Linked DNA regions of Homo sapiens: region 2 is linked to region 1. Evidence: chromatin loops called from intact Hi-C (ENCODE). Cell type or tissue: MCF 10A. All regions are shown on one strand. Each heading gives the region's core, and the rest is flanking DNA. Links, peaks and the distances in the headings are about the cores only. Region 1 overlaps LOC105378426 (a long non-coding RNA gene). Region 2 has its middle 230 kb from the start of LINC02653.

Region 1 (10,503 bases), core at 3,287-5,786:
AATCATGAGTGAACTCCCATTCACAATTGCTTCAAGGAGAATAAAATACCTAGGAATCCACCTTACAAGGGATGTGAAGGACCTCTTCAAGGAGAACTACAAACCACTGCTCAACGAAATAAAAGAGGATACAAACAAATGGAAGAACATTCCATGCTCATGGATAGGAAGAATCAATATCGTGAAAATGGCCATACTGCCCAAGGTAATTTATAGATTCAATGCCATCCCCATCAAGCTACCAATGACTTTCTTCGCAGAATTGGAAAAAACTACTTTAAAGTTCATATGGAACCAAAAAAGAGCCCGCATTCCCAAGTCAATCCTAAGCCAAAAGAACAAAGCTGGAGGCATCACACTACCTGACTTCAAACTATACTACAAGGCTACAGTAACCAAAACAGCATTGTACTGGTACCAAAACAAAGATATAGACCAATGGGACAGAACAGAGCCCTCAGAAATAATGCTGCATATCTACAACCATCTGATCTTTGACAAACCTGACAAAAACAAGAAATGGGGAAAGGATTCCCTATTTAATAAATGGTGCTGGGAAAACTGGCTAGCCATAGGTAGAAAGCTGAAACTGGATCTCTTTCTTACACCTTATACAAAAATTAATTCAAGATGGATTAAAGACTTGCATGTTAGACCTAGAACCATAAAAACCCTAGAAGAAAACCTAGGCAATATCATTCAGGGCATAGGCATGGGCAAGGACTTCATGTCTAAAACACCAAAAGCAATGGCAACAAAAGACAAAATTGACAAATGGGACCTAATCAAATTAAATAGCTTCTGCACAGCAAAAGAAACTACCATCAGGGTGAACAGGCAAACTACAGAATGGGAGAAAATTTTTGCAACCTACTCATCTGACAAAGGACTAATATCCAGAATCTACAATGAACTCAAACAAATTTACAAGAACAATACAAACAATCCCATCAAAAAGTGGGCAAAGGATATGAACAGACACTTCTCAAAAGAAGACATTTATGCAGCCAAAAACCACATGAAAAAATGCTCACGATCACTGGCCATCAGAGAAATGCAAATCAAAACCACAATGAGATACCATCTCACACCAGTTAGAATGGCAATCATTCAAAAGTCAGGAAACAACAGGTGCTGGAGAGGATGTGGAGAAATGGGAACACTTTTACACAGTTGGTGGGACTGTAAACTAGTTCAACCATTGTGGAAGTCAGTGTGGCGATTCCTCAGGGATCTAGAACTAGAAATACCATTTGACCCAGCCATCCCATTACTGGGTATATACCCAAAGGATTATAAAACATGCTGCTATAAAGACACATGCACACGTATGTTTATTGTGGCACTACGCACAATAGCAAAGACTTGGAACCAACCCAAATGTCCAACAATGATAGACTGGATTAAGAAAATGTGGCACATATACACCATGGAATACTATGCAGCCATAAAAAATGATGAGTTCATGTCCTTTGTAGGGATTTGGATGAAACTGGAAACCATCATTCTCAGCAAACTATTGCAAGGACAAAAAACCAAGCACTGCATGTTCTCACTCATAGATGGGAATTGAACAATGAGAACACATGGACACAGGAAGGGGAACATCACACACCGGGGACTGTTGTGGGGTGGGGGGAGGGGGGAGGGAGAGCATTAGGAGATATACCTAATATAAATGTCAAGTTAATGGGTGCAGCACACCAACATGGCACATGTATACATACGTAACCTGCACGTTGTGCACATGTACCCTAAAACTTACAGTATAATAATAAAATTAAAAAAATAATAAGAATAATATAATTTTGCCATGGATTTTAGAACTGAAAGATTCCCTGACCCCTTTTCTCTTCCCCTATCAAAGAGATAGTTCAAACTTTAGAGACCACAGTAGAAGTTCAATGCTTTATTTGCCCCAACTTAGGTGAATTACTGAAATAAGACACAGGAACAAGCTTCACCAAACTTCCTTCTCCATTGCCAGAGGTTCCTTTTTATATGGAAGGTGATTTTCTTCTCCTCTCTAAAAGTGCACAAATGTCATAGAGAGAGGAATAAATTAGCAACACAAAATCTCATGGTGTTGCATGAAATTAATTTTTAATCCAGATTAATGTCCAATGCAGAGGTAGAAGAGGAAACGAAAGTTGATGGGGGCAGATAAAGTATAAAAGAATAAGACTTTGGAGGTGACAAGGATGAAGCTTGGGGTGGCCCCCATGTGGAGGATAGGCAACTTCTCTGGCAGAGGTCACACAGACAGGTGGGGACCGAGGACCCCACTGAGCCTCCTTTTTCTTCTCCCCAGCTGCATACAAGTGTGGTATTGCAGCCTCTAGCCTCAAGAGAGTATGTTGAATTCCTCCCTCACAAGTGAATTTACTCACCTGTAAAACTTAGATTGGGCAACACCAGCCCTGAAAACATAATTTTCTCAAGATAGATAGAAAAATATTTTTCAAAGCTGGCCTAATTCATCTTTCCATATCACAAGAGAAGGCGTTCATAATAATCTGTAGTATAAAGCAGCAATACAGTGTGAAAATGCTCCCACCTTACAGAAAACATATAAAAAGCTTTCTGGTTTTATAGCCTGGGAAGCCTGCTCACAAATGGCACATTAATCTTGAATTGGTTGTTGGCTTGGATTATATGTTTACTTTTGTGAAATGTCATTTTCCCCAGGCACCAGATAAGTTATCAGTTCCAAAACTGCAACTGTGCCCATACTGATAGCGCATGGCAGGAGAATTTTGAGTTACCACATCCGTAAAATTGCCACAATTCTTTCATATTACTCAGGGGGTAATTTTACTCAAGTAGATTATCTGTCATTAATCTTCCTGCTCTAGGAGTGTACTGTATTGTGATTCAAATGTTATAATGAGCCTTTTCTAAGGAGAAAACTGCTTCTCTTTACATATTTCAACCTTATCATCTCATCTGAAGGGTAATTTAGTTTCCTGCCTGTCTAAAGTGATCCATCAGATTATGAACTGTTGACATTCTGTGCTGTCAAGTTATTCAAACCAAGCTAAGAATGAGGTCAGCTTACCAATGTGGAAGCATCAATTGACTGCTTGACAATTCTCCTCAATAAGCCCCCAAATGATCAATGTACTTTCCCACTGAGAAAATCTATAAAAATATCTTGTCGGTTGTATGGATCTGTTGTGGCCATACGGGCATGCGGGTGGGATGGAGAGCGTTAATTTTGCACTTGAAATTCCTCACAGTCTACTGCACAGATTGTAGGCAACCATCCAGGATCCTACAAGCAACTGTGCGCCTAAATTCCCATAAGATCTATAAGCCTACCAAAGATGGTTTTTCCAAAGTTGTCTCTCATACTTTTCTATTGCCACTTTGTCCTTGTGTCCCTCAACATTCTTGACTAAGAAAATAAGTATTTATGGCTGAAGCAATAAGGACATGTAGCCTCATAACAACACAGAAAAGAAGTCAGAGACAGATAAGAGAATATTTTAGGTCTGCTCAATAAGAATGTCCTATGCAAATTCTCTTACCTTCAAATTTCAGGATGAAGAGGGACTTCAAGAGTCATATGATCTGCCTGAAAAACAATACCCAAATCTTCTCAGTAATTCCAGCCTACTAGGTGTGCCTGGCCTTGAATCACTCAAGGGCTCACTTTCACCAAAGACATTCCACTCTTGAGTCTTTTCTTGCTGTTAGGAGACAATTTTTCCTGGAACCCAGGTGTTCTAGGCATCACCAGCCTCCTGAGAGTGCAACAGCCATCATATCAATTTAAAAAACTGTTCCGAGGACTCTCCATTGCTCTTTAGTTAGAAATACTCCAACCCAGAGAGGAAGGGTGACCTTCCCAAATATTTCTGAGAATCCTCCAAAGTACTTGCACCTATAATCCACATGTTTCTTAGGTCCCAGGAACTATGGATCCTAGATAAGGCCACTTTCCATTTAGACATCCTCAGGTCAGTGGGTTGAAGAGCCAATGATGTCACGCTTATGCACCAAACTACTACAGAACCATCCTTCACATCACTACACTCTCATTCTCTGTGTCTGGTAAGGAGAAGCATGACTTTGTGTCTCATGAGTACCTCTTTCAGAGGAAGTTCCCCTTGCAAAACCATTGAGATCTTAGTGACACAGTTCTTTATTTTATCCCACAGCTCTTTCCTGTCCATGACCTGCAAGTACCCCAAGGACTGGAGGGCTGGATGTGGTTTTGAAGAACATCAGGCACTGTTTAAAAAACCAACAAGAATTTGTTTCTAGCATAACTACAAGGGGCATCCATGCAGACTGTGGAAGGGCTGTTGATGGACGCCAGGGAATGGAATGCCTGTGTAGCACATGTTACATCGCCCTGCTACTTATCCAGGATGTGTCAGGAAAATGTTTGCACAAAGTTGCATAGTGTGAAAGCTGAAGCTGCTGATTGGCAAAGAAGCTGAGTCACCGAAGGAGGATAATCCCAGGCAGTACAGAATGAGCTCAGCTGAGGTTGTGCAATGGGTTGTGAATGACGATGAAGTTGTGGATCACCTCTGGTTCTGAGACACTCTGTTCTTGGTGTTCAGTTGGACAAAACCCAAACTCTTTTCCTCCAGGTAGCTCACATCACAAAGGGACAGTGTGGGCCTGGAGAAGCTAACTCTGAGAGGCTCCCTTCCATGAGGAAGACAACTCATGGTGGTAGTGGGTCCCTCAAAGAGATCACAAGAGACTTCCCCAGTAACTTTCTTCCTAAGCATATTTGAAAATACTTGCATTTGGAAGAGCAAATGCAAGTACACAGATTTTTGTTGTTCCGTGTGTAGTAAGTACATTTCACCCTGTACCTGTAACCAGAGCACTTTCAGATTCTAGGCCCTGAAGCTCATTTTGCCCACACTGATGGGTGCCTCTGTGTGTGTGGGTGTGCATGTGTGTGTGTGTGCCCCTGTGTGTGTTTTCTGCTCAGTTTTCCTTCTAGTAAAGAATTTCAAGACCCTTCCACATTCTGACCTCTCTGCAAACCTTTCTCTGTTTTAGCCAATTTCTCATTCTGACTTTTTAAGAATCTCTGTGTGACTATTTAAGAGAATATGAATTAGGCAAGCGAAGTTTTCTTCTTGCTTTTAAGATTCTCTTATTTTAATACCTAATCAATCAATAAGTGTTTGTCTGGCACTGACTTGCTTGTGATAAACTTTATAGGCAACACGAAGAAATATAGATGTGGTTCCTGTGCTTAAGAAACCTACATGCTACTTACAATAAATGTTTAGAACCAATATAACGAAATACATGACAAGGTGTCTAGGACTTCTTAGAAATGATGCCTCAGAAAAGATTGGGCACTTTCAGGGTGGTATGCTGCAGACAAAAAAGATACTTGCACACGTATGTTTATAGTAGAACAATTTGCAATTGCAAAAATACAGAACCAGCCCAAATGCCCATCAATCAACAAGTGGATTAAAAAACTGTGAGAGAGAGATATATATATATGCATATATATATACACATATACATATATATTCAAATACATATATATACGTGTATATACACACACATATACATATATATACACACACATATACATATATATATATACACACACACACACACACATATATATATATATATATATATATATATATATATATATATATATGCCATGGAATACTACTCAACCATAAAAAGGAATGAAATAACGGCATTTGCAGCAACCTGGATGGGGTTGGACACTATTATGCTAAGTGAAGTAACTCAGGAATGGAAAACCAAACATCATATGTTCTCACTCATAAGTGGGAACTAAGCTATGAGGATGTAAAGACATAAGAAGGATACAATGAACTTTGAGAACTCGGGGGTTGTGCAAGGAAGGATGGAAGGGGAGTGGGGGAAAAAATACTACAAACTGGGTACAATGTACACTGCTCAGGTGATGGATGCACCAAAATATCAGAAATTACCACAAAAGAACTTATTTGTGTAACCAAACACCACCTGCTCACCAAAAACCTATGGGAAAAAAAAAGAAATGATGCCTCAAAGAGGGTTTCAAAAAAGGTGGAGTTTACCATGGTCTTTTGGAGCAATCAAAAACATTTCAAAAAAGAAGTAAGACTTGAGTTCAAACAGAAAAGTTGGCTGTGAGTTTGACCAATCATGTAGAGGAATACAACTTGAAGAACCAATTAATTTTGGAAATTGGGGAACTTAAGATGTTATCCAAGTCAATCATGTGTAAGGCAATGAGTACCTGATCCAGCATGGTAGCAAAAGGCAGAGTGGATGAACAGATCCTGGGTCTGTTCCCCTCAGACTTACACCTTGCCCTTCCTCCATCCTGCTCTCTCACTTTGTTTCACAGGCCCTTGTGTCATTGGCTTCGGTAACCCCAACTCCTTCCTCTGTCCCCAGCCCAACCTTGAGTATGGTTGGTAGAAGCTTCTTATTGTTGCTAATCTCTAAGTGGTCTCACTGATCCCTATGTAACTTCATAGCTTAATCACTGGTGATATCAATTCACTCTGTTAAATTTTAAACATTTACATTATTTTCTTTTCTGGTTGGATCCAATCTTACGTAGATCATCCAAGATTATTCTCAATAGATGGATAGAAAACTTCATGAGGAAGAGTTAATAGAACTTGCTATTTGATTTTACATAGCAGTTGGAGACAATAACTAATAATATATGACTCCTTATCTTTGTAATCAGTTTTTCTGTGCCAGAAAACTAATTCAGAAGATAGAGCAGTAAGTGAGAAATGAATACTTTTGTACACTTTTCACCAAGAAGGTGGTGTGGTATTGGGCAAGTCACTATCATAGGCCATCCAACCAAATCTTCAAGCAGATTGATTTTCTGGAATATCATAGTTGATGAGACTATAAATGATTTAAGTAATGTAAGAAAAATATCGGGGTTTCAAAGATTAAGACTAACAAAACCAAAAGAATGAGAATGAAGAGATAGGGAATAAGAAACAAAGGAGAAAAAGAAGAAACTTGGAAGTGCTGAAAATGGTTATATCTAGACCAGAGTTTGCCCAACCATGGCCAGCAGGCCAAATGTGACGGATATTTGATTCTGTTAATAAAGTTTAATTGGAACAAAGCCACGTTCATTTGTGTATGCATTGTCTATGCCTGTTTTTGAGCTATGGTAACCAGATCTCATAAGAACTCACTCACTGTCACAAGAACAGTACCAAGGGGATGGTACTAAATCATTCCTGAGAAGTCTGCTCCCATGATCCAATCGGCTCCCACCAGTCCCCACCTCCATCATTGGGGATTACATTTCAACCTGAAATTTGGACAGGGACACATATCCAAATTATGTCACTTATCATGGTCTTTTTTTTCTTTTCATTTTTATTTTTTGAAACTGAGTCTCATTCACTCTGCCTTCCAGAGTGCTTGGATTATAGACGTGAGCCAGTGCTCCTGGTGACTTATCGCAGTCTTGAAGCCCTTGACTACGTCTTTCAGATCCTCATAGCGGCCATGTGCTGATATTCAGATCTCAGCACAGATGTCTTCTACTCAAAGAAACCATCCCTAATAATCCCAGCTAAAGTACCATCCTCCCTACTCATTCTGCATTAATCCTCCCTACTCATTCTGCATTAATTCACCCTGTTTTATTTTCTTCATTGCTCTCTTGGCTATCTAAAATTATCTTGTTTATTTGTGTACTTCCTCTCACCAAAACAGAGACCTTGTCTCTCAAGTTTATGGTTGCAATCTCAATGTCTAAAACAATTCCTAGCCCTCAAGTTCTCTACATGAGTTTGTTAAATAAATGAATTAGTGATTGAATGACTAATTTATTTGAATATTGCTTCAGTCAGATTCATACTCTTGGAGGCCAAAGATCATACAATTATTATATCCTTAGCACATTATATCATAAAAGATGGTGTTTCATTCTAGAAATATGCAAACTATAATTGAATTAGCTTAAACACTAAGGCATTCTTATGAGATGACAGATATTGATAATACTGATCTTTACAGGTTTTGAACATTTCAGGTGATGGTTACGGTTCCAACTTGCCGAAATGGATAATTATTTTTGCCTTCAGACTACAATAAACATTTGCAAATATCCAGTTTATTTATACTACTATACATTCATCCATAGGTAAAACCTACAAATTCACTCAATTGGTAAGAAAAAAGATTGCAAACCTAGCATCTTCAAAAGTGGTGCATTTCAGAACTAGTCATGGAGTTAGATGTCTGACACTATTGCAATGAAGCAAAATAAAAGGGTCTATTTATATTTTAGTTCTTTCTTTGATGACATTAATCATATGTGCTTTTGTTAGTTCAAGCTTGGTTCAAGATGAATAGGGAATAGAGTAGACCTCTGAATGTCATAGTCTTTTACTTTTAAGGTAATTTACCTACCAAAGAAAGAGAAAAATCAGTATTTGCAGGTGCAAATTCATTCAAAGTCAAGTCAGCTACCCAAAATCTAAGTTGTTATAAGTAGAGATGCTATGCTTGAAGTTCAGACCCTAGCTATTGAAATAAATTACTAGTGAAGGAAGAAATTGATTCTAATTCTGTAAGAGAAGGGACCTTAGAAAAAACCTGTCTTACATCCCACACGTACATTTGTCCAGATCTGAGGCAGTTATGTGCCAGCACTTGCAGTTCGAGAGCGGGTGAATGTGTCATCTGGGGAGGCAGCTGGCAGGCGTGGTAGGGCACAGTCATTTTGCAGGTCATGGCATTCCAGCATCTGCTCCCTAGCTTTGCAGATCCAGAAAATACAAAGTGTCAGTGTACTTGTAGTTGATTAATCCCTGGGAATTTACAAGAGACCAATGTACAAAGCAGAGTGCCAATTTTGCAATTCACTCTAAGAAATGTAATTGCCAAGTGGTCCAGAATGTTTATGTCAGCAGGAGAACACAGCCTTGCAATGACATGAGAGGGTAGGTCATAATCAGGAGTTTGCCGAGTGAGCCCAGACTGGGAGCAGGAGGAGGAAGCTGGATGACCTTAATCACCAGTGCCATTAGGCCTGACACATCCATTTTCAAATTGAGATTTACTTGCCAAGAAAGCAGGACACTTGGATTCGCCGGCCGGTGCTGGAAACACACTGACAATTCTTGCTCACTGGCCTTACTTTTTGCATATTCCTTGCCAGACACCCATGCATCCTCTCTTCACCTACATTAATACCATTGAATACAATATGTGTTTCTTTTACAGTCAATGAGGCCTCATTATTAAGAGTAATGAGCTAATATTTATTGAGTGGAAATAAGAGCTATATGCATGCTAACCACTCATGGGCAATTTTGTTATAATACTTGTTTTGAAAACAGAAACTTGTTCCAGAATGAAATGATATATTAGGGAACAACTTGAACATAATGTGAATTTTGTTTGCTTATGCACAACTTTTTTCCTCAAGAAACACCAATCGAATACAGAAAATGGCACTCAGATGAAGCAAACTGCTTAGGAATACACAAAATATATGCAGGAACACACTTTGAACATCTACCAGCTGCCTCAGTTCACCACATATGTGATGAGTCACATTGTCCACACCCAGTGTTAAAACTTTTTGGCCAATTTCGGATAGTGCTGCATCTATCATGCCACAATAACTCACAAGCTGAACCCTATTGACACCCAGTTGCACAAGCAAACTTTGGATCTTTTTTAAAGTAAAGGGCCGTATTTATTGTACTATGTATGTATTTCCTAACCATTTAACACACATAAAACAGCACCACCATTTCATTAAAGTCCTATCATCTCTTTGCATGTGTCACTGATGTTTTAGTGTTGTGCCTCTAATCCCACTTTTCTCATGAGCCTGTGGTTTCTTGTGTGATTTTGCATAGCATGGTGATTTTTAGGAAGGCATATGCTGTGTTCTAGCAGAAATGACTGTACCTTATTGTCTAGTATAATTCTTACCAAAACTATCATTTTTCATGTGAGGAAAATGAGATTCAAAGAGTTTGAGTAATTTACCCAAGAATAACATCTGGTAAGTGGTTAAGCAGAGATTCAAGCTATCTGCTGTGACATATTATGAAAACCTTGGGTCTCTCATTTGATATAGGAGCCAGCTTATGTTTTGAGGTGGATTTCACCAAGACCTAACAATAGCTCTCATGTACTCAGAGGCAATGTAGTGAGGTGGTTAAGAGTATGCCTTCTGGAGCCCTGGTACCTGGGTTCAGATCCTGGCTCTGCTGTCTGTGACCTGCGTGACAATGGGCAAGTTACCTAACGTGGCCTATTGTTGCAAAATGGCCCCAAGAATCTCCTTCATTATAACCCTGCCTTTTGCAATGTGATTTGCTATTGAGAGACAGATTTTATTTCCTCATGCCATGAATCTGGGCTGGCTTTTTGACCTGGTGTGATGAACAAACTATGGCAGAACCAAAAGTGATCCACCCCCAAGGTTAGGCCTCAGGAGCCCTGAAATGCTTCACTTGTTCTCCTGGAATGCTGCCACCACCATGA
Region 2 (10,503 bases), core at 5,391-7,890, 130 kb before region 1:
AGAGAAGTTGCTGTGGGTTGAATCGAAATTTAACAAGATGGAGAGAAAGGAAAGAGAAAAGAAAGGTAAGAATCTAGAGAGAAACAGAGCTAGAAAACTTCAGAAAGCAAACCACCATATTTTTGCACACTACATTAAAACAGAAAAGGGAATTCTATTAAATTATAAAAGCTATTACATCTCCTAAAAATCCAGGAAAACTAACTAAAAATACAATTGTCTAATAGAAAGTATTTAAACCAAGTCCCATAAAAAACTACTATAGGAAAAAAGGGAATAAAAAGCAAAATAATATTCCCATAGATAGTGAAAGCATACCAAATAGGCATAACATAAAATACATTAAAACTGTTACCTCGTACTTCAAAGCAAACTAAAAGCTATTATTAAAATGATATGACTTTTAGAACAATATACGCCTGAATTTTAAAATACCCAGAAATGGCCAGGCGCGGTGGCTCACGCCTGTAATCCTGGCACTTTGGGAGGCCGAGGCAGGTGGATCACGAGGTCAGGAGATCGAGACCATCCTGGCTGACATGGTGAAATGCCGTCTCTACTAAAAATACAAAAAATTACCAGGGCGTGGTGGCGGGCGCCTGTAGTCCCAGCTACTGGGTAGGCTGAGGCAGGAGAATGGAGTGAACCCGGCAGGCGGAGCTTGCAGTGAGCCGAGATCGTGCCACTGCACTCCAGCCTGGGTGACAGAGCAAGACTCTGTCTCAAAAAATAAAAATAAAATAAAATAAAATAAATAAAATAAAATACCTCAAAATTCATAATTAATAATTAAGAATAAAATAAAATGAAAAATCATTTTAGAAATTAAGACTGGACTAAAAATACACAGTAATTAATAAGCACACCAAATAAGAATGGAAATAGAGTATAAAAGGAAGAATATTTATAAAGAAAGAAAAAATAAATAAAAAAATCAAGAGAAAGTAATCAATATTAAAGACAGACAAGGGAAATCCAACATACAAATAATAGACAAACTTAAAGTAAACACCGAAGCAACAGAAAAGAATAAATACTAAAAGTTAAAATTCAAAAAAACTTTCCTGAATTAAATATAAAAGACCTGTAACTACAATTAGAAAGATCATACTGTGTACCTAAAAACACGAGCCTACAGCAACCAACAGCAAAACAAATTTTACTATGGGCTTTAAAGACAAAAATAAGATTATTATTAGGCTTTTAGAAAACAACAATCTCTACCAGAACACAACAGGTTCATTTATTTTCAATTTCAAGGAAAAATTTTATACCTTGCAAAACTCACTTTTGAGTATACGTGGCATACCTGTGGTCAACATGCAAGAATTAGGGTATATTGTTGCTATATTGCCTCTCTGAGGAGTTAAACAAATTTCAGACAATCAATGTGAATGAAATAAACTGATGGTGAGCATCAATTATATACTTACAGAATAAATACTATAGTAGATAAAAAATAGAGCATAGTATGTAATGGTTATATCTTCTTACAATGCAAATATTATGCAACACACAAAAAAAGGAGGAAAATGAGAAGAGTCAAAAAAGCTTCTATATTCCAATCCCTTTTATCCTGCTCTACTTTTTCTTTTTTTTTTCTGTAGCGGGTATCAATTTCTAACACTCATGTATATTATGTATTTAGTATGTGTATTATTTATTGTTTGACTCAACTAGAATGTGAGATTCAGGAGCACAAGAATCTTTCTCTATAACACAGTAATGTAGCCCAAACATCTAGAACACATAGATGTCACTCAAAATGTGACTGATGGATAAATAGTTGAATTCCATTAACCATTAATAATGACAACATAATCTATTTAAACAGTTTGGGATATCTTATCTAACATAAACACTACTTGCTCATACAGTAAAGAAATACATTTCCAAACTCATTTGAAAGGTGTTGAAAATACTTTCACTGGACTTAATTGTACACACTTTCTTCTAAGTCCAGAGAGAACCAGGCTGTGTAGGTGCTTCTTCAGTGCCATTAGAATATAATGAAAAGAATATTCAAGTGAGTAAAATGAACTCTTAGATTTTAGATTATTATTTTTAGAGGTCAAAAACAGTGTAAATTAATTATAAATACTCTGGTAGAACAGTGAGAATAAATATGTTAATACTTCTCTAGTCTGTTTTTCTTTATTAAAATTTTTTATTTTATTTTAGATTTGGGGGTACATACGCAGGTTTGTTATATGGGCATTTTTTTTTAATTTTATTATTATTATACTTTAAGTTTTAGGGTACATGTGCACAATGTGCAGGTTATATACATGTGCCGTGTTGGTGTGCTGCACCCATTAACTCATCATTTAGCATTAGTATATCTCCTAATGCTATCCCTCCCCCTTCTCCCCACCCCACAACAGGCCCCGGTGTGTGATGTTCCCCATCCTGCCTCCATGTGCTCTCATTGTTCAATTCCCACCTATGAGTGAGAACATGCGGTGTTTGGTTTTTTGTCCCTGTGATAGATTGCTAAGAATGATGGTTTCCAGTTTCATCCATGTCCTTGCAAAGGACATGAACTCATCGTTTTTTATGGCTGCATAGTATTCCATGGTGTATATGTGCCACATTTTCTTCATCCAGTCTATCGTTTTTGGACATTTAGGTTGGTTCCAAGTCTTTGCTATTGTGAATAGTGCTGCTATAAACATACGTGTGCATGTGCCTTTATAGCAGCATGATTTATAGTCCTTTGGGTATATACTCAGTAATGGGATGGCTGGGTCAAATGGTATTTCTAGTTCTAGATCCCTGAGGAATCACTACACTGACTTCCACAATGGTTGAACTAGTTTACAGTCCCACCAACAGTGTAAAAGTGTTCCTATTTCTCCACATCCTCTCCAGCACCTGTTGTTTCCTGACTTTTTAATAATGGCCATTCTAACTGGTGTGAGATGGTATCTCATTGTGGTTTTGATTTGCATTTCTCTGATGGCCAGTGATGATGAGCATTTTTTCATGTGTCTGTTGGCTGCATAAATGTCTTCTTTTGAGAAGTGTCTGTTCATATACTTTGCCCACTTTTTGATGGGTTTGTTTGTTTTTTTCTTGTAAATTTGTTTGAGTTCATTGTAGATTCTGGATATTAGCCCTTTGTCAGATGAGTAGGTTGCAAAAATTTTCTCCCATTCTGTAGGTTGCCTGCTCACTCTGATGATAGGTTCTTTTGCTGTTCAGAAGCTCTTTAGTTTAATTAGATCCCATTTATCAATTTTGTCTTTTGTTGCCATTGCTTTTGGTGTTTTAGACATGAAGTCCTTGTATATGGGCATATTTTGTAATGGTGGGGTTTGGGCTTTTAATGTACCTATCATTCAAATAGTGCACATTGTACTTAATGGGTAATTTTTCAACCCTCACCCTTCTCCCCCAGCTATTTTGGTCTATGATTTCACTCTATATGTCCATATGTACCCATTGTTTAGCTCTTACTTGTGAGAACAAGAAGCATTTGGCTTTATGTTTCTCAGTTATTTCACTAGGGATAATGGCCTTCAGCTCCATCTATGTTGCTGCAAAGAACATGATTTCATTTTTCATGACTGCATAGTGTTCCATGGTGTATGTATACCATATTTTCTTTATCCAATCAACTGTTGATGGACACTAAGGTTGATTCCATGACTTTTCTATTTGATGTTCAATAAACATATGAGAACAGGTGTCTTTTTTATATCATGATTTATTTTCCTTTGGGTAGATACTGAGTAGTGGAATTCCTGGGTGGAATGGTGGTTCTATTTTTAGTTCTTTGAGAAATCTCCATACTGTTTTCCAAAGAGGCTGAAATAATTTACATTCCTACCAACTGTGTATAAGTGTTCCCTTTTCTTTGCATCCACACCAACATCTGTTGTTTTTGACATTTTAGTAATAGTCATTATGACTGGTATAAGATGATATCTCATTGTGGTTTTAATTTGTATTTCTCTGATGATTAGTGATATTGAACATTTTTTCTTATGTTTATTGGCTGCTTATATATCTTCTTTTGAGAAATGTCTGTTCTTGTTTTTTGCCCACTTTTTAATGGGGTTGTTTTCTTCTTGTTGAGTTGTTTGAGTCTTTGGTAGATTCTGGATATTAGTCTTTTGTCAGAGGCAAAATTTTGCAAATATTCTCTCCCATTATTGTCTGTTTGATCTTTTAATTGTTTCTTTTGCTGTGGAAATATACTTCTCTATTCTAGAACGTTTTCAGAAAACTTTATTTAAAACACTACTACTCCCTAAAGGATTCTTTTTGCAAGAGTGAAAAAGATTTTTTAAAATTGGTATTGCTAAAAGCTCTTCATTTTTATAACCTAGTTTTAAGGATATGCTGTTTTGTAAAGTGTGCTCCCAGTAAAAAGATAATTTATGCACTTGAATCAAAAAACGAATTTATTATATCTGTTTAAAATTGTACTTTTATTATAAGAATGTAAAAGAAGTGTCTCATTTTCCATTTAAAAAATGTAAATAGTTTTCCCACACAAGCATATTTTACATTTTTAAATGAAGACCTGTAGAGGATATTTGTCAAACGGCTTTTTGGCCACCAAACATCAGAACCTCCATGCCAAATATCTTTAATTCCTTCCTCCAGACGTAATCTCTATCCTTCCCAACCTGCTATCTGTGCTGGCAGTCTTGCCATATGGAATGTATTAACGGGTTCAAATTCCTCGAGTTCTGTTTAGGTTCAGCAAGAGAGGAGTCTTGGCAGGAGATCAAATGAGGTAGGGGAGTGAGATGACTCTTTCTTTATTTTTATTTTTATTTTTATTTTTTTGAGACAGAGTCTTGCTTTGTCGCGCAGGCTGGAGTGCAATGGCATGGTCTCGGCTCACTGCAACCTCTGCCTCCCGGGTTCAAGTGATTCTCCTGCCTCAGCCTCTGGAGGAGCTGGGATTACAGGTGTCCACCACCATGCCTGGCTAATTTTCTTTTTTTTTTTTAGTAGATATGGGGTTTCACCTTGTTGGCCAGCCTGGTCTCAAACTGCTGACCTCGTGATCCGCCCACCTCAGCCTCCCAAAGTGCTGGGATTCCAGGTGTGAGCCACCACTCCTGGCCACCTCTTTCAGCTGTCTACTTGAAAGATTGTCTTGAGTTGGCTGCCTTCAATGGATGCCATTGTTTCTTGGTTAGTGCTTCTTTCAAGGCTGCTATCAAAATAGCTGAAGTGGTATTATATTTTATTGGTTAAATCTGTATATCCTATTATAATTTTATTTTAATTCTCACTGGAGTTAGCCATAGTTTCACATTTCTGTCCCTTTGCTCACTTTTCTATTGGATTATTCAGTTGTGTAATTTCCCTAAATATTTAGAATAATAATCCTTTTTAGTTGTATGCATTGCAAATAGCATATTTCAGTCTCTAACTTGCCTTTTAAGTTCATTTTTTGGTCCTTTGTCATAAATAACATTTTATTTTATTTATGTTCTGTATGTTTTGTGCAGCAACTACAGCCTGATAAAAATTTAATTTTAATGTCAAAAATTACCAGTCTTTTCCTTATGGTTTGTCCTTTTTTGTGTGTTTCACTTAAATTCTTCCTTTCTATGATGTGTAAAAATAGTTTCATATATTTTCTTCTCAAATTATTAAAATTTTGTTTTTGACATTTGGAACTTTAAACACTTCTTTATTCAACAAACCCTTCAAGTCTACAGAAGCAGCAATGAAGAAAATGGATCAAACCTCACCTTGTTGTTTTTCTTAGAACTATTTTGAATTCATCTACTACAATGGGCATCATATTGAATTTTAGGTGGCATGGGGTTTAGGATTAAAAAATTCAGACTAAATTCTAATCTGCCACTTACCCATTCTCTGTCTTTGACTGAATTCTATAATCTTGGTAAACCTCATATTTATTTATCTATAAAACTGAGATAGTGATAAACTTTCTCACTAGATTGTCATGAAAATTAAGTTCTTGCCATTATGCTTTATGAATTGTCAACTAAAAACATTTTAGTTAATATTTTAGTCAATTTTTTCTATTAAAAATGCTTACTAGTATGTTTTTCTTTCATTCATTAAACGAATATTTATTGATCGATTTCTACCTGCCAATTTCATGCATAAAAATCTCTACTCTCTTACTGAGATAAACTTTAAAGCCAAGTTATAGGTGAAGAGAAGAAAGGCAATACTCATTTTTCTACTTCAAAATTGCCACAAATGAAAAATTTATTTTGTGTCTACATCAGATTAAATAGCTGAATAAAAACATAAAAATTAATGATTATCCAGTTTTATCTAGTTTTTAACGTAGATGCCTGTTTCATTGTCTACAAAATCTTACCCAATTGTCTGTCTTGCTGCCAATTACCATGTAAGACCCTTGGACATAGACAGTGTACTGCCACTTTTTTTTTTATGCCATTTAACCATATGGTTAAATCAGTCCACTCTGGTTTATAAGATACCTGAAATACCTGGGTCCTTAGCGAGGTCAACCAGTCATTTTGGCTACCATATCAACTGATTCAGACTGGCTGAGATACAATTCCATGAACTCTGTGGTGCACATATGTTGTTATAACTGAAAACATCAGCTGTCAAGTGGTCTACTCTGGTCATTCAGCGCTAGATGAGAAAGCATATACAAATCAGCCAGTTCACATTGTCACCATGGTGACCATTCCACTAAATGGAAATCCTGACAAATGCAGGTCATAAGGTTGTGTGTTGTTTTAAAAGCATGAGTAATAAAACATATATTTATATAACAGATTTGGTCTCACTGGGAGTTGAGTTATGTCCCTGATGTGTGGCCAGATGTTTTATATCACTCTCTTTTCCTTACACAGAATGTTTACTACATAGACATTTATTTTTTCTGAATATTTGCATACATACCTTGCTCCAGAGTAGTTTAAATTGATCTCACATAGTTGTTTGTGTTGAGAGATAATCTCTGAAACATCCACCAAATCTCTGAAATACTGTTACTTACCAATAGTTAGCAATTTCATAAATAGTCATTAAATTAAAGAGGTTATGTACAAGAAATATAAAAAGAAACAGCTCAGTATTAAAAAACAAAGCTCAGATCATCATACTGAATATCATAAGTAGAAATAAATAATAAACATAATATGAGTTAAGACGGTTTTGATATTTTATTATTAATGATTTTCTGAATTTTCATTACATTTATTATTTACATCTTTACATACATGCATCTTTATATTTTTGATTCCTGTAAAAATTTGATGAGATATTTAAAGCAAACTATCTAGTTTCTCTCTACTTTGCAGTTAATAGAATTTCCCTGCATATTACACAGGATAGGCTTGGTTATGCTGTAGTATCAAACAATCCTAAAATTGCCATTGTTTAATAAAAATGATCCATTTCTAGTTTATGTTAAATGTCTTTCTTGAGTGGTCAGGGCCTCTGCTCCAGGTTGTCTTCACAAAGAGAAGCAGATTGCTATAGGCTTCACTTTCTGGAGCATGGCAGAGGTCAGGGAAAAGCAAATTATACAATTCAAAGTGAAAGGCTCACATTTCATCAGCCAAAGCAAATTACAGAACCTGTCTAATTCCAAGCAAGTTAGGGAGGACAATCCTACTGTGTACCCAGAAAGAGGAAAATCAGAAGTACCACAGGAACAGCACTGAGCTTACATAACCTGTTAGAGAGATACCAGGACTAAAGCCAGAATTCTCACTACCTATACTGTTCTTACCATTCTGCCTGATGCTATAAACCAAAATGCCACTCCTGCCTAAACTGTTGGAGTGATAAGGCAAATATCCTTGATATGAGTATTTAATTTAGTGAAACAGGAGGGAAATTGGCATAATGATAATTCAGATATGACAGGAACATATGTGAATTGCAAATTCTTGGGTGGGGGTTGAATTTGAAATTAATCTTGAATTGCTGGTAGATTTGGAGAGGTAGAGCTGGAGAAGGGCTGGTGATAAATTGTATTTCAGGTGATGCTGATAAGGAGAAAGAAGAAAAATTGTTATGCAAAGAAGTAACTGCAGACTTGCATTTAATTTATGTGAATTCAATTATAAGAAACCTAAGGGTGTAAGAGAAAAATATAAAAGTATGGAGAGAGAGAGAGAAAGAAAGAGAGAGAGAGAGACAGAGAGGGAGAGAAAGAGAGAGAGAGAGACTGTGAGAGAGATAAGTTAAGCAGATGGGCACATTCCTGTTGCACTAAATGAGCCACACATCCTGGTGAGAATGTGAGATGAGATACTTGAATCTATTCTTCCACTCTTTATTCTCAGTCACCTCCTATCTCTCAAAGCACATTGTATGAGTATCACAAAAAATTTGGCGTGATATAATGTTCAACACATATTTTTTCCACAATCTGATCCTGAAGCCTAAGCCAACTACTTTATAACTTGCTCAACTGAAGCAATACTTTTTTCAATCTAAAGAACAAACTAGCTATGTTGAACTTGTGTGTGTATTCATCAACTGGAGATATTCTTTATTAATCTCCAAAACATTGTTTTTAAAGTGATTTCTAAGGGTAATTTGGCTATCTGTGATGTTCAACTTATGTTTTGACTTCAGAACCTAATTCCCATAGAGACTATGAATTTGTAACTACACTGCATGAGACACTAGTCTCCAAAAGTGGGGTTGGAGAAAATATTAGGATTTATATTTTTATATTTTTAACTTCAAATACTTTATATTTCTATAAAATTAAAAATATTTTATGTTTCAGTACACAATTTTATATTTTTATTTAAACACTTTTATTTTTATTTTAAATACTTTATATTTTTAACCTATTCTTTTAAATAGGTATAACTCTTTACTCCTTGCCTTCTGTGTTCTGTGAGGCACACAGTTTGCCCATAGTTTGCAATGATTCTTGGTCCAAGACCTCTGGTCACTAAAGCCTGATGTAATAGTAAGATATTTCTGTTCACATGTCCAGCAGTGTTAACCAGATTATATGATACATAAAGAGATGTCAGCATTATAGAAAGAGAAATACCGCATGTTTAGCTCTACTTGTAAGTAGAGCTAAATAGCGTGTACACATGGAAGGAGATTGTGGAATGATGAACAATTGGGAGTCAGAGGAGTGAGGGGGTGAGAGGGGAGTGGATGATTATGAGGTTGCTCGGTGGACACAATGTACATTGCTCCAGGGTTGGATGCACTAAGACCTGACTTCACTGCAATGTAGTATATCAATGTAGTAAAATTGCACTTGTATGCCATAAATATGTACAAATAAATTTTTTAAGTATCAGCATTATTTAAAAATGAAAAATAAAACCTGTACCCTGTAGAGACATTTCTAACCACACTCAAATATCTCTTCAGTAGAGAGGCAGTCTATGAGAAAAGAGAGAAATGGGACAGACCTACTTATTAGCCCAGGTTTTTTCACTTTCCAATTTATAATCTTAGGCAATTACATAACCTCTTTGACTGTCAGTCTTAATTACAAAAATGAGAATACCTAACTGTCAGGATTGAAATAAATTGTGCAAATCACCATAGTGATGCCTAGTGCAAAATAAGAACAAATAGAAGATAGCTATATTATTAAATTATAAAATAATCTAATGTATTGTGTCAACCTAAATAACAAAGAGGGAGAGGCTCTCTAACAGAAAATGATGTTTATTTGGGAATAGGGCATTGCAATGGAAATACACATGCCATAGTAAGCTATGTGCATATTCAGAGAGATAGGAAAACAAACGCTTTTAAGGAAAAATGAGGAGGATTACATAATTGTCTTGAGATAATTATCCTGGGTTAGGAGGATCACTAAGAAGGGTGGCGCCAGTCCAAGGTCGGACAGGCAGTTACTGAGCTGGTGTCCTTGCAGAAATATTTTTTATGTGTGTATAAGGTTATGATGTGGCCTTTGTACAAGGTCAGACTCTTTTGTGATAGTTCATGTTTCCAGGCATTTGTGCATGAGAATGCTCTCTTCATGGCCTTCTCCGGCTTTATTTGTCAGGGTTTTTTTTTTTTTTTTCTTCACCTAACGCAAGTGACTTCATTTTACTTCTGACGACTTCACACTTCTCTATAGAGTTGTCCTCAACTCTTACTCTCAAGACAAGAACTAGCAGTACCCAGCGCTGTTTCCACACAGAAACAGGAGGCTAGTATTGTTAACACATGCTTCTCAGTGGTGCTCACTGCTTTGGGTTCTCACTCAGATTCTTGTTGAACCCAGCCACAGTAGGATGAATTTTCCCATAAGAAGTTACAATTGCATAATGTGTCCTTTGAACAGGCCCACTTCTTCAAAATTGCATTTTACGTTGATAAATGTAAAATTTGTAAACGGCCAATGCACTTGTCTCACTGTACCATACAATTTTTAGCTGAGAAGATATTCTTCCTGCAGGTTGTGTTACCTGGTAAGTTTAGAGCACATTCTCCTAAATGAGGAATTTATCACTTCTATTTTTTAAATTACTAAAATATGTAAATGTGGGGAAAAGAAAGAGAGATCAGATTGTTACT

Evidence for each region. A loop is a pair of places that touch in the nucleus more often than their neighbours do. Peaks named below come from ENCODE experiments on the same cell type or tissue, not always from the same donor. Only the 100,000 strongest peaks of a DNase experiment are listed, where the experiment ranks them.
Region 2: it touches region 1 in a loop (2.7-fold over the local background); 1 of 110 quality-filtered maps calls a loop at or near these places.

Annotation. Positions count from the first base shown.
Region 1 is chr10:90,173,802-90,184,304 of GRCh38, reverse strand. It overlaps LOC105378426 (a long non-coding RNA gene), which reads right to left. Exons shown (of 4, transcript XR_946198.3): 4 at 8,080-8,757. Among named protein-coding and RNA genes, the nearest start is that of LINC01375, 220 kb to the right of the region's middle. In MCF 10A, for the core only: no CTCF peak of the experiment used is centred there; a DNase peak (open chromatin) is centred at 4,454.
Region 2 is chr10:90,302,574-90,313,076 of GRCh38, reverse strand. No RefSeq gene overlaps it. Among named protein-coding and RNA genes, the nearest start is that of LINC02653, 230 kb to the left of the region's middle. RefSeq lists an enhancer at 10,274-10,503. In MCF 10A, for the core only: no CTCF peak of the experiment used is centred there; a DNase peak (open chromatin) is centred at 6,656.